2 separate regions of the Homo sapiens genome follow, and region 2 is linked to region 1. Evidence: chromatin loops called from intact Hi-C (ENCODE). Cell type or tissue: MCF 10A. All regions are shown on one strand. Links, peaks and the distances in the headings refer to the core of each region. The heading gives the core; the rest is flanking DNA.

Evidence for each region. A loop is a pair of places that touch in the nucleus more often than their neighbours do. Peaks named below come from ENCODE experiments on the same cell type or tissue, not always from the same donor. Only the 100,000 strongest peaks of a DNase experiment are listed, where the experiment ranks them.
Region 2: it touches region 1 in a loop (18-fold over the local background); 2 of 110 quality-filtered maps call a loop at or near these places.

The regions. Positions count from the first base shown.
Region 1 is chr15:78,857,690-78,863,059 of GRCh38, reverse strand. TRK-CTT1-2 (tRNA-Lys (anticodon CTT) 1-2) reads right to left here and starts at 2,498; the gene lies at 2,426-2,498. It overlaps LOC124903535 (a long non-coding RNA gene), which reads right to left and starts at 2,197. Exons shown (of 2, transcript XR_007064727.1): 1 at 2,160-2,197; 2 at 1-386. In MCF 10A, for the core only: a CTCF peak has its summit at 2,699 (motif pointing left); DNase peaks (open chromatin) are centred at 2,439 and 2,769.
Region 2 is chr15:78,795,931-78,801,300 of GRCh38, reverse strand. It overlaps ADAMTS7 (ADAM metallopeptidase with thrombospondin type 1 motif 7), which reads left to right. Exons shown (of 24, transcript NM_014272.5): 2 at 754-1,109; 3 at 3,188-3,353; 4 at 4,515-4,711. Among named protein-coding and RNA genes, the nearest start is that of ADAMTS7, 13 kb to the left of the region's middle. In MCF 10A, for the core only: no CTCF peak of the experiment used is centred there; a DNase peak (open chromatin) is centred at 2,720.

The DNA.
Region 1 (5,370 bases), core at 161-5,160:
TACTTAATATAAGGTATAATAAAATAATAAATAATAAAATTTAAAATCAAAATTACCTCCCAACTGGAATACTGATTGTATTAGTTTCCCAGGACTGCCAAACATAAATTTATTATTTTACAGTTCTAGAGGCTAGACATCCCATATAAAGGTGTTGGTAGGTTTGGTTCCTTCTGTGGACTGTGAGGAAGAATCTGTGCCATTCCTCTCCCCTAGCTTCTGGTGGTTTGCTGGCAATCTTTGGCGTTCCTTAGCTTGCAGGAGCATTTGGTGTTCCTTAGCTTGTAGAAGCATTACCCCAGTTTCTGCCTTCGTCTGCACATGGCTTTCTCCCAGGTTTCCAGATGTTGGTGTCTGGGTTTGTGTGTCTTTTTCCAAATTTCCCCCTTTTTAATAAAGATACCAGTTAAAATGGATTAGGAGGCCACCTTACTCTAGTATGACCTCATCTTAACTAATTACATCTGCAACAGAGCTTTTTCCAAATAAGATCTCATTCTGAGGCTCTGAGGGTTAGGACTTTAACATATGAATTTTTGGGGGACAAAAGTAACCCCGCTCTTCTATTTTAAATTAATGTATAACATTTTCATTGACCTTTCATCAATTTACCAATTTGCTTTTTTTCCCACCTGGTTTACTTCTCTGGAAAAAATCCGGGCCGGGCACAGTGGCTTATGCCTGTAATTCCAGCACTTTGGAAGGCCAAGGCAGGCAGATCACAAGGTCAGGAGTTCGAGGTCATCCTGGCCAACATGGTGAAACTCCGTCTACACTAAAATACAAAAAGCTAGCCGGGTGTGGTGGTGCGGGCCTGTAGTCCCAGCTACACAGGAGGCTGAGGCAGGGGAATCGCTTGAACCCGGGAGGCAGAGGTTGCAGTGAGCCAAGATCGCACCACTGCACTCCAGCCTGGCAACAGAACGAGACTCTGTCTCAGCAAAAAAATAAATAAATAAATAAATAAATTTACCTCACCTCACATCACGTAGAGATTAATTATGCATCTGTAATAATGGGGGTGTCTGGGTATCTTCATTTCTGATGCTGAAATTTTTTAATATCTTTCTAACAAGGTCTGAAATTGTATTTCGAATTGATGAGCTAACATATAGTAATTGTGGAGAACATTTGAGAATTGCTGGGAATGACTAAAAATATTTAGGACGAGGAAAAAACTTGCAGCTGTCAACATATAATAGTTTTGCTCAAAGAAAGTGAGCTTCTGGCCAGGCGTGGTGGCTCACACCTGTAATCCCAGCACTTTGAGAGGCCAAGACAGGTGGATGACAAGGTTAGGAGTTCAAGACCAGCCTGACAAACATGGTGAAACCCCATCTCTACTAAAATACAAAAATTAGCTGGGTGTGGTGATGTGCGCCTGTAGTCCCAGCTGCTCAGGAGGTTGAGGCAGGAGAATCGCTTGAACCCGGGAGGTGGAGGTTGCAGTGAGCCAAGACTGAGCCACTGCACTCCAACCTGGGTGACAAAGCGAGACTCTGTTTCAAAAAAAGAAAAAAAAAAAAAGAAAAGAAAAAAGGGTATCTACATAGAAGCACTCAGAAAAAAAAAAAAGGATAAAAAAGTTCTAAGACCCTGTTCACAATAACCACCATATTCGTTCATCACTAAAGCAATCTTAATAGTGGTTTAAAAATATACAGAATTGTTCTCCAAACTAATCTTCAATATCACATAATATTAAGTAAAAAATAAACATTTCAAACGTTTTAACAGATTACTTCAGCAATATTATGAACTCTACAATTTCATGAATTTTAATGTCTTCTTATCCCCTAACCTTTGGCGTTCGGCTGCCCTTTAAACAGGCCACTCAGCAACAAATACTTTTATAGGGCAGATAGCCTTTAAGTGTGTAATTTACAAGATGAAATTTACTGGTTTCATTGTTCTTTTTTTTTTTTTTTTTTTTTTGAGACGGAGTCCTGCCCTGTCGCCCATGTTGGAGTGCAATGGCCGGATCTCAGCTCACTGCAACCTCCACCTCCTGGGTTCAAGCGATTCTCCTGCCACAGCCTCCGATTCTCCTGCCTCAGCCTCCCGAGCAGCTGAGACTACAGGCACGCGCCACCACGCCCAACTAATTTTTGTATTTTTAGTAGAGACGGGGTGGGGGACAGGGGGTGGGGTGGTCTCACCATATTGGCCAGGCTGGTCTCAAACTCCTGATCTCGTGATCCACCCTCCTCGGCCTCCCAAAGTGTTGGGATTACAGGTGTGAGCCACCGTGCCAGGCCCATTGTTCCTTTTTTAAAATAGTATTGGTAGTTTTGTATGTATTGAATTATTTGAAAATAAGACCATCCGGGCTGAAGTCTGTTATTACCGTTGATGACAACTGAAACTGGTGGAATTACTACCGTTGATGAGACCTGAAGTTGGTCAAACGAAAGCAAAACAAACCCGCCCAACGTGGGGCTCGAACCCACGACCCTGGGATTAAGAGTCCCATGCTCTACCGACTGAGCTAGCCGGGCAGTTAGAGAAAAGTGTTGTTCCTAGATCTTTTCAAAGGAATAAGATTGTTTTGATTTGTTCTAAGAATTACATTTCGTATTAAATGATTTTTCTATTTTATATATATATATATATATATATTTTTTTTTTTTGGTAAAGTTTTTCATGACTTTTAAAACTTGTGTTTCATGTCTGATTCTGTGCGCACAAACTTCTGTTGTTTAATAAAAATGTATAAACAGCCCTCTAGTGGTCAGCACCTTTCCGTTTCCTTAAAGGTAAGGCGGGCCAAGGAAGGCGATGCCGACTCCAGCCCGGAGAATAGGAGTGAGTGTAGGGGTGCTTCCAGTTCATCCTAAAGATTCCCGCCGGCAGAGCGCCCACCCCTTGAAGCGCGGGGACCAGAGAGGTTCTCAGCACCCTCGTGGCCCACTGCAAAAGATGGCTGCGGAGAAATGTCCTGCACACTCTCTGGAAACAATTGGAACTGAAAGCCCAGCTGCAGAGCTGGCTGGCCTCTCGGCATCGTGTGACTTAGAGATTTTCGGAATTCTTTTCTTTGGCATGACGGTGGTTCAACTAAGACATACCATGGTGTTTACACGAGAGATTAGAAAGCTAAAGCAGTCTCAGCGAGTAATTGAAAATACCGTAGAGTTTGCTCACACTCAAAACTAAAAAGTGAAAAAATTTATTCCATAGACTGATAGAACCTCAGTGTGGGAAGGGACCATTATTCCAAGCCTCTCCCTACTAAAAAAAAAAATAATAAATAAAGATTTATTCTGTTTTCCAGAATAAGTGATTTCACAGTAGCCAAACAGTCCCAGTTAATGAGGGAAACTACTTTGTAAGAAAAAAACAAAGGCCGGGCGCGGTGGCTCACGCCTATAATCCCAGCATTTTGGGAGACCGAGACGGGCAGATCACGAGGTTAATAGATCGAGACCATCCTGGCCAACATGGTGCAAACCACGTCTCTACTAAAAGTACAATCGGGCGTGGTGGCGCATGCCTGTAACCCCAGCTACTTGGGAGGCTGAGGCAGGAGAATCGCTTGAACGTGGGAGGCCGAGGTTGTAGTGAGCCGAGATCGTGCCATTGCACTCCAGCCTGGCAAGGGTGTAATCCTGTCTCAAAAAAAAAAAAAGCAGGATTAGAAAAGCATACTTTGGCAAATTCATTTATTATTATTATTATTGACATAGAGTCTTGCTCTGTTGCTCAGGCTGAGTGCAATGGGGCGATATCAGCTCACTGCAACCCCCACCTCCAGGTTCAAATGATCACTCCTGTCTCAGCCTCCTGAGTAGCTGAGATTACAGGCGTGCACCACCACGCCTGGCTAATTTTTGTATTTTTAGTAGAAATGTAGTTTCGCCATGTTAGCCAGACTGGCCTCAAACTCCTGACCTCAGGTGATCCACCCGCCTCGGCCTCCCAAAGTGCTGGGATTACAGGAGTAAGCCACCGCATCCAGCAGTGGCAAATCCTTTTAAACAAGGGTTGTCAATTATGGTTAAACCATTACGTTAATTTTATATGTTAATAGTTGGTAGAGAACTGGATATTTACAGGGTCGAAGTAACACCACACAGGTTACTAGATGCAAGGAGGACAATCTCACTGAATGATGGCGGGTTCAGGTTGTTATTACCTTAATCCAGAAATTAATCTGAGTTTTGCTAGTGCTTTACTAATCTTCAACAAGATAGATAGTGTATCTTTAGCAGTGATACAACACAAAATCAATGATAATTATTTATTCTAGTCAAAAAATGTTTTTGATTAATTAGTATCTAAAGGTCCATAGGCCTTTTGATATTAATTCCAGTTTACAGGAAATATAAAGGATAGAGGAACAAGATGAATGACACCATAAGGAGCCAATAACACAAAGTCAGAGGGTGGGAAATTCTCCAGGACAACTAACCTTCAAGAAGTATTATATATTTTTTAATGACTTTTGCTAGTTTTTTTTTTTTTTTTGAGACCGAGTTTTGCTCTTGTGGCCCAGGCTAGAGTGCAGTGGCGCACTCTCGGCTCACTGCAATCTCTGCCTCCCGGGTTCAAGTGATTCTGTTGCCTCAGCCTCAGCCTCCCGAGTAGCTGGGATTACAGGTGCGTGCCACCACACCCAACTAATTTTTGTATTTTTAATGGAGACAGGGTTTCACCATGTTGGCCATGGTCTCGAACTCCTGACCTCAGGTGATCCACCCGCCTCGGCCTCCAAAAGAACCAGGATTACATGTGTGAGCCACAGTGCCTGGTCAACTTTTGCTAGATTAAAAGAGACAAAAGGGCCATAATAGTCAGATGCAATAGGTGATCCTAGATTGGATATGTTCTGGAAAAACTAGTTATAAAGAGATTTTGGAGTCAACTGGAGAAACTTGCATATAGTTTGAATATTGGATGAGATGAAAATTTACTGTAATGGAAAGTGGAGATGTTTGGCTGCAAAAAGCAAGTTATAGAATAAATGTAATCACTCATTTTGGTAAAAAGAATGCCATTTACTAAGATATTAATATTATTATTTGGGTAGTGGGAATCTGAACGTTTTACTTTTTTAATTTTTTGCTTGTCTTTATTTTCAAATTTTCTAAAATGCATATGTATACTTCTGTAATATTAAAAGGGTTATTTTTTAAAAGTACATGAGAAAGAAGAAAGAAAGGAAAGCAAAGATAAAACTTTAAAATGTGGCCAACAATTAGACTTACAGAAATGAGATCTGGGCCAGGCAAGGTGGCTCACCTGTGATCCTACTACTTTGGGAGGCCAAGGTAAGAGGATCACTTGAGCCTACTAGTTCTAGACCAGCCCTAACAACAAAGCAAGACCCCCCACGCCCAGCATGGTGACACACACCTGTAGTCCCAGCTA
Region 2 (5,370 bases), core at 159-5,158, 62 kb after region 1:
GGACATGAGATTGGAGAGGTCACCTTGCCTAGGGCCTCATACAGGCTAGAACTTTGTCTTTTGCTCTGAGTGAGATGGGCGCCATTGCAGGAGAGACGATGAGTAGAGTAAGACGATGAGCAGAGTAAGACGATGATCGCGCTGGTTTTGAATGAATCTTTCTGGCTGCTTTCCCTTGGTGAAAACACGAGGGGAGGGGCACCTGGGGTAGGCAATAGTGAAAACAGAGAGACCTGTTAAGAAGTTACCGCAGCAATCCAGGCCGGGCGCAGTGGCTGACGCCTGTAATTGCAGCACTTTGGGAGGCCGAGGCGAGCGTATCACCTGAGTTCAGGAGTTTGAGACCAGCCTGGCCAACATGGTGAAATCCTGTGTCTGCTAAAAATACAAAAAATAGCTGGGCGTGGTCGCGTGTGCCTGTAGTCCCAGCTACTCCTGAGGTGGAGGTTGCAGTGAGCCGAGATCGCGCCACGCACTCCAGCCTGGGCGACAGAGCGAGACTGTCTCAAAACAAACAAACAAAAAACCCAAAACACAACAATAACAACAAAAGAAGTTACTGCAACGATCCAGATGGAGAAACTGAGGCACGGAAAGATGAAATAGCAGAGTTAGTAGATAGCCCGGCGAGGATTTGAATCCAGATACTCTGACTCCAGCAGCCCCCTCTTGGCCGCTCCCTTCTGGTCCCCGGCCACCAGCAAGGACCCGGGTCTGCCCTGGGCCTAGGCGTTTGTGGTTCTCTCCCTGCAGGACGTGCAACCGAGGGCCGGGCGGCACTGGACATCGTGCACCCGGTTCGAGTCGACGCGGGGGGCTCCTTCCTGTCCTACGAGCTGTGGCCCCGCGCACTGCGCAAGCGGGATGTATCTGTGCGCCGAGACGCGCCCGCCTTCTACGAGCTACAATACCGCGGGCGCGAGCTGCGCTTCAACCTGACCGCCAATCAGCACCTGCTGGCGCCCGGCTTTGTGAGCGAGACGCGGCGGCGCGGCGGCCTGGGCCGCGCGCACATCCGGGCCCACACCCCGGCCTGCCACCTGCTTGGCGAGGTGCAGGACCCTGAGCTCGAGGGTGGCCTGGCGGCCATCAGCGCCTGCGACGGCCTGGTGAGTGAGCTGGGACATGTATACTTGGGGCAGTCTCGGGTGGTGGGATGTGCAGATTGGCTCTAGCCTTGCCACGCACTTGTCTGGTGGCTTTGCCCAGTGCACTTTTTCTCTGCCAGCCTCGGTATTCACGCCTGTAAAGTGGGAGTGACAACGCAGGCCTCGTTGATCTCTAGGATAACAGTTCTCAAAGTTTAATGTGAAAGCCGGGTGGTGGTGCACCTGTAGTCCCAGCTATTTGGGAGGCTGAGGCGAAAGGATCACTTGAGCCCAGGAATTCAAGGATGTAGGGTGTGGTGATTGCGCTTAGCTGGCGACACAGCGAGACCCCAGGCACTCTCAAAAAAAAAAAAAGAAAGAAAGAAAAAGAAAAAGAGAGTTTAATATGAGCTCAAATCACCTGCAGGCCCTGTTTAAACAGAATTTTTGCAGGATAGGTCTGGGATAGCGCCCAAACACTTGGATTTCTGAAAACATCTCAGGTAATATTGAAGATGCAGGTCCAGAGATCCCATTTTGAGAACCTCCGTTTGACTGGACTAAGTAACTGAAAAAGCAGTTGACTTCTCTTCCTTGGGGCATCAGTTATGACTGTTCCTTCACAGGTCCCTTTAGGCTGCTTTTCTCCAGGAAAGCTACCCCTCACCCTGTAGCCATTATGCAGGGTGTGGTGAGGAACCCCTTTCAGCCCCTCTGCTCGAATCAGAACTCCAGGAAAAGCAGGTCTCAGCTTCCTGGCTTCGCCTGGCTGAAGGGTGGTGCTGGCTACTGCAGCCCTAATTGCTCCCTGATTGGGTGCTGATTAGAGCAGCTTCCACTCCAGGCAGAGTAGGGCCCCTTTCTGTTCGTGTTCAGGTGACCAGCCCCACTCTCCCAGCTCTGGAGGGTGGGGGTTTGGGAGGAGTAGGGGATGTGTGCACACTCTCAGCGTCCACTGTTCCCAGGAGGCCCTCAGCTTAGATTGCTCAGGCAAAAACCATGGGCTGTGGCCGCACAGGGCCTAATGACAGGGCAGCCCACAACGCAAGCTGCACAACGTCTGGACCTTTGAAGGCCCATCTGCCCTGCACAGTATTCCCATTTATGGAGCCTGTGCCTGTCCCTTAATGTACAATTGATCTTGTTGAGCCTGTGCCACAGCTGTGCACATGGGGCATCATTCCCATTTCACAGATGAGGAAACAGGCTCAGAGGGGAACTTGCCCAGGGTCACCTAGTCATTCAGTGAGTGGTGGGCGGGAGGGGGGGACTCCGCATTCATACCCAGGTCTCCAGACCCAAGAGCTGATGCACTCTCCAGCCCTCCCTCCAGGCCCCCTGGTCCTGTGTGACCCAAGGGGCAGAATTGGTGCCTATGAGGGGAAGTCCGAGGGACATAAAACCTTCTTTCCTGTTGGAGCCCTGAGCTTCCTCAGGAGGTAGTGGGCATCAAAGATGCTTCCCAGGGCCCCTCCCCTCCCTGGACTCTGAATGCTGGCGGACATGTCCAAGACACTCCTGCCAGCTTCCCTTCTCTGGGCAGCCCTGGGCCCAGAGAACAGGGTGTCCTGGTGGCCGTGGGCATCTCCTCCGCTCGGGTGTGGCTGTGGATGCTTTTGGAGTGATTCATTGCCTTAGGGAGATAGAGGGAAGGTCAGAAGCCCTGGCCAGCTGGGAGGGAGCACAGTGCTGGAAATGGCTGGCATGCAGAGGAGATGGAGAATAGCCTGGAGGCCTGGGCACAAGCTGCCCCACTCAGGATGGCTGTCTGGGACTAAGACACCGTTTTGTCAGATTTGGATGCAGACACATTTCCCTCTCCTAATGGGGTGGGTGTGTGGGGCAGCATCCCCAGGGGCGGAGGCTTCTGAGCTCCGCTTTGAAGGTTTGGCTGTGTGTGAAATGGCAGAGAAGGGCTTTCCAGATGGAGGCTACAGAGTGAGCAAAGGCCCAGCGGGAGGAAAGTACAGTGTGTCCGCGGGCAGTCACAGGTGGTGTGGGCAGTGGGGGCTCAGCTGAGCAGGACGGGCCTCTGGGACGTGCAAGAAGAGCAGCTGAGGGCCAGCCCTCCCTGTGTGACCCTGGTGCTTCTTCCCCAGAAAGGTGTGTTCCAGCTCTCCAACGAGGACTACTTCATTGAGCCCCTGGACAGTGCCCCGGCCCGGCCTGGCCACGCCCAGCCCCATGTGGTGTACAAGCGTCAGGCCCCGGAGAGGCTGGCACAGCGGGGTGATTCCAGTGCTCCAAGCACCTGTGGAGTGCAAGGTATGCTCTTCTGCTCCCAGTTCTCGGGTGGGTGCTGGGCCTGGGGACATGAAGGGGCCTTTCTAGAAGCCCCCCTTAACATCCCCATGCCCAGTGCCCCTTAGACCAGATGACACAGACAGACAGATGGATACTTTACCATAGCCTGTGCCCTTAATTGTGCCACAAGACTGTGTCCTCTGCCTTTCGGGCCTGCCCCAGTCAATCCCCTAGACTGACCTTCCTCGCTCCATCTCACCTACTTCTCCCACGTTGGGGCTCAGCCTCCCTCTGCTCCCTCCCCGCCAACAGCCTATGGTACCTGGCTCTGCCAGCCGTTCTTCCTCCAGTGCCCAGGCCGGGTGAGCTGTGCCCAGCTCCAACAGGGCCACTAGCCAGGAACTTCCCTCCCACCACCACCCTGCTCCCACCCTAGAATAACTAACCTCTATTATTGGGACCTGGAGTGTGGTACCCAGTGCCTCCTCTGCAGAGCAGCAGTAGTGCCGGCCAGTCCAGGTGAGGAGCTGCCTGCTAAGGGTTGCTGGGGTTTGGGGAATGCTTGGCTAGCAAGCCAATCTCAGGCTGCCCACAGCTCTGGTACTGCATTTGCTGGAGCACATATCCACAGAGGCATGCTTCTTGGCCTCAGTTTCCTCAGCTTCATAGATGTGCTTCCTCTTCTGATCTGGAGCAGCCTGGGTCAGGGGAGCAGGCCCAGTAGGGCAAGCTGGGCTGGGTCTTGGCCAGCCTCCCCAGGCTGGGGTTTAGAGGGTGGGGTCAGCCTGTGTTGGGATGCACTAAGCCCCCAGGGTGGGAGGAAGTGACACGGGGAGATAGGGGCCCAGTTGCCAGCTTTGTCAGGCCCAGGAGTTCCCCTCCCATGGACACAGTACTTTACCATGTTTATATCCACCATTTCATTTGCCCTTTGAGGTCCCCCTGTGAGGCAATTTATTCCTATTTTTAGTCAGGGAATCTCAAGATCAGAAAAGGAAAGTGACCAGGCAGAGCCACACAGCACAGATCTGGGACAGAGCCAGGAGGCGAATTCAGGCCCCTGGCCTCTGATCCCTGTGTGGTTCCCAGTGCCCCAGAGAGAGCTCACTGAGGAGAGGCCCTGGAGACGTGTGCCCTGGGCCTGTCCACTGGCAGCTAACTCCACCCCATCTGGGCCTCCAGTGTACCCAGAGCTGGAGTCTCGACGGGAGCGTTGGGAGCAGCGGCAGCAGTGGCGGCGGCCACGGCTGAGGCGTCTACACCAGCGGTCGGTCAGCAAAGAGAAGTGGGTGGAGACCCTGGTAGTAGCTGATGCCAAAATGGTGGAGTACCACGGACAGCCGCAGGTTGAGAGCTATGTGCTGACCATCATGAACATGGTGAGTCTGTGTGGGCCAGGAGCGGGTGGCGGGGATGGTGTTGGGGGGTGGGGTGCAAAGAGTGGGTGCAGGGCAGGAAGGCTGTCAGGCTGGACCCCAGACCCAGGTCTAGGCCCCAAGTAGGAAGAAGGGTATCCAAGCTCCTGAGGCCAGGAAGGGGTGGGGGTCTTGGCAGCTAGTCACTATGAGAGAGCCTGGGCAGAGGGCTGCTGTGGGGACACCATAGGGTGTCATGCCACTAGGAGGGGGAGCAGGAGTGGGAGACTGAGGCAGCCACAACCCTGTGCTTGCCTGGGGGGCTTGTAGACTAGTTGGGTCCTTCATGTTTCCCTGCACAGATACTTCCTTCCTTTGTGTCAGGACCTGTGCTAGATGCTGGAAACACAGAAATGCCTGATCAGACTACACTCTGCCTGAGACTCTGCCTGAGACATCAGCACACATTACAGTTAGAAGAATCTGTGCAGTTCTATGGTCACTAGCTGGTAGCCTTGGGCAAGTCACTTGCCCCTTCTGAGTCTCAGCCTGCTCATCTGTGAACTGGGCATGACGACAGTACCTTGTGGGGTGGGCAAACTGCTCTTGACCCCACATGATGGATGAGATATCAGAGGCCTTCAGAGGGCGAGTAACTTGCCCAGGTCACACAACCAGGCAGG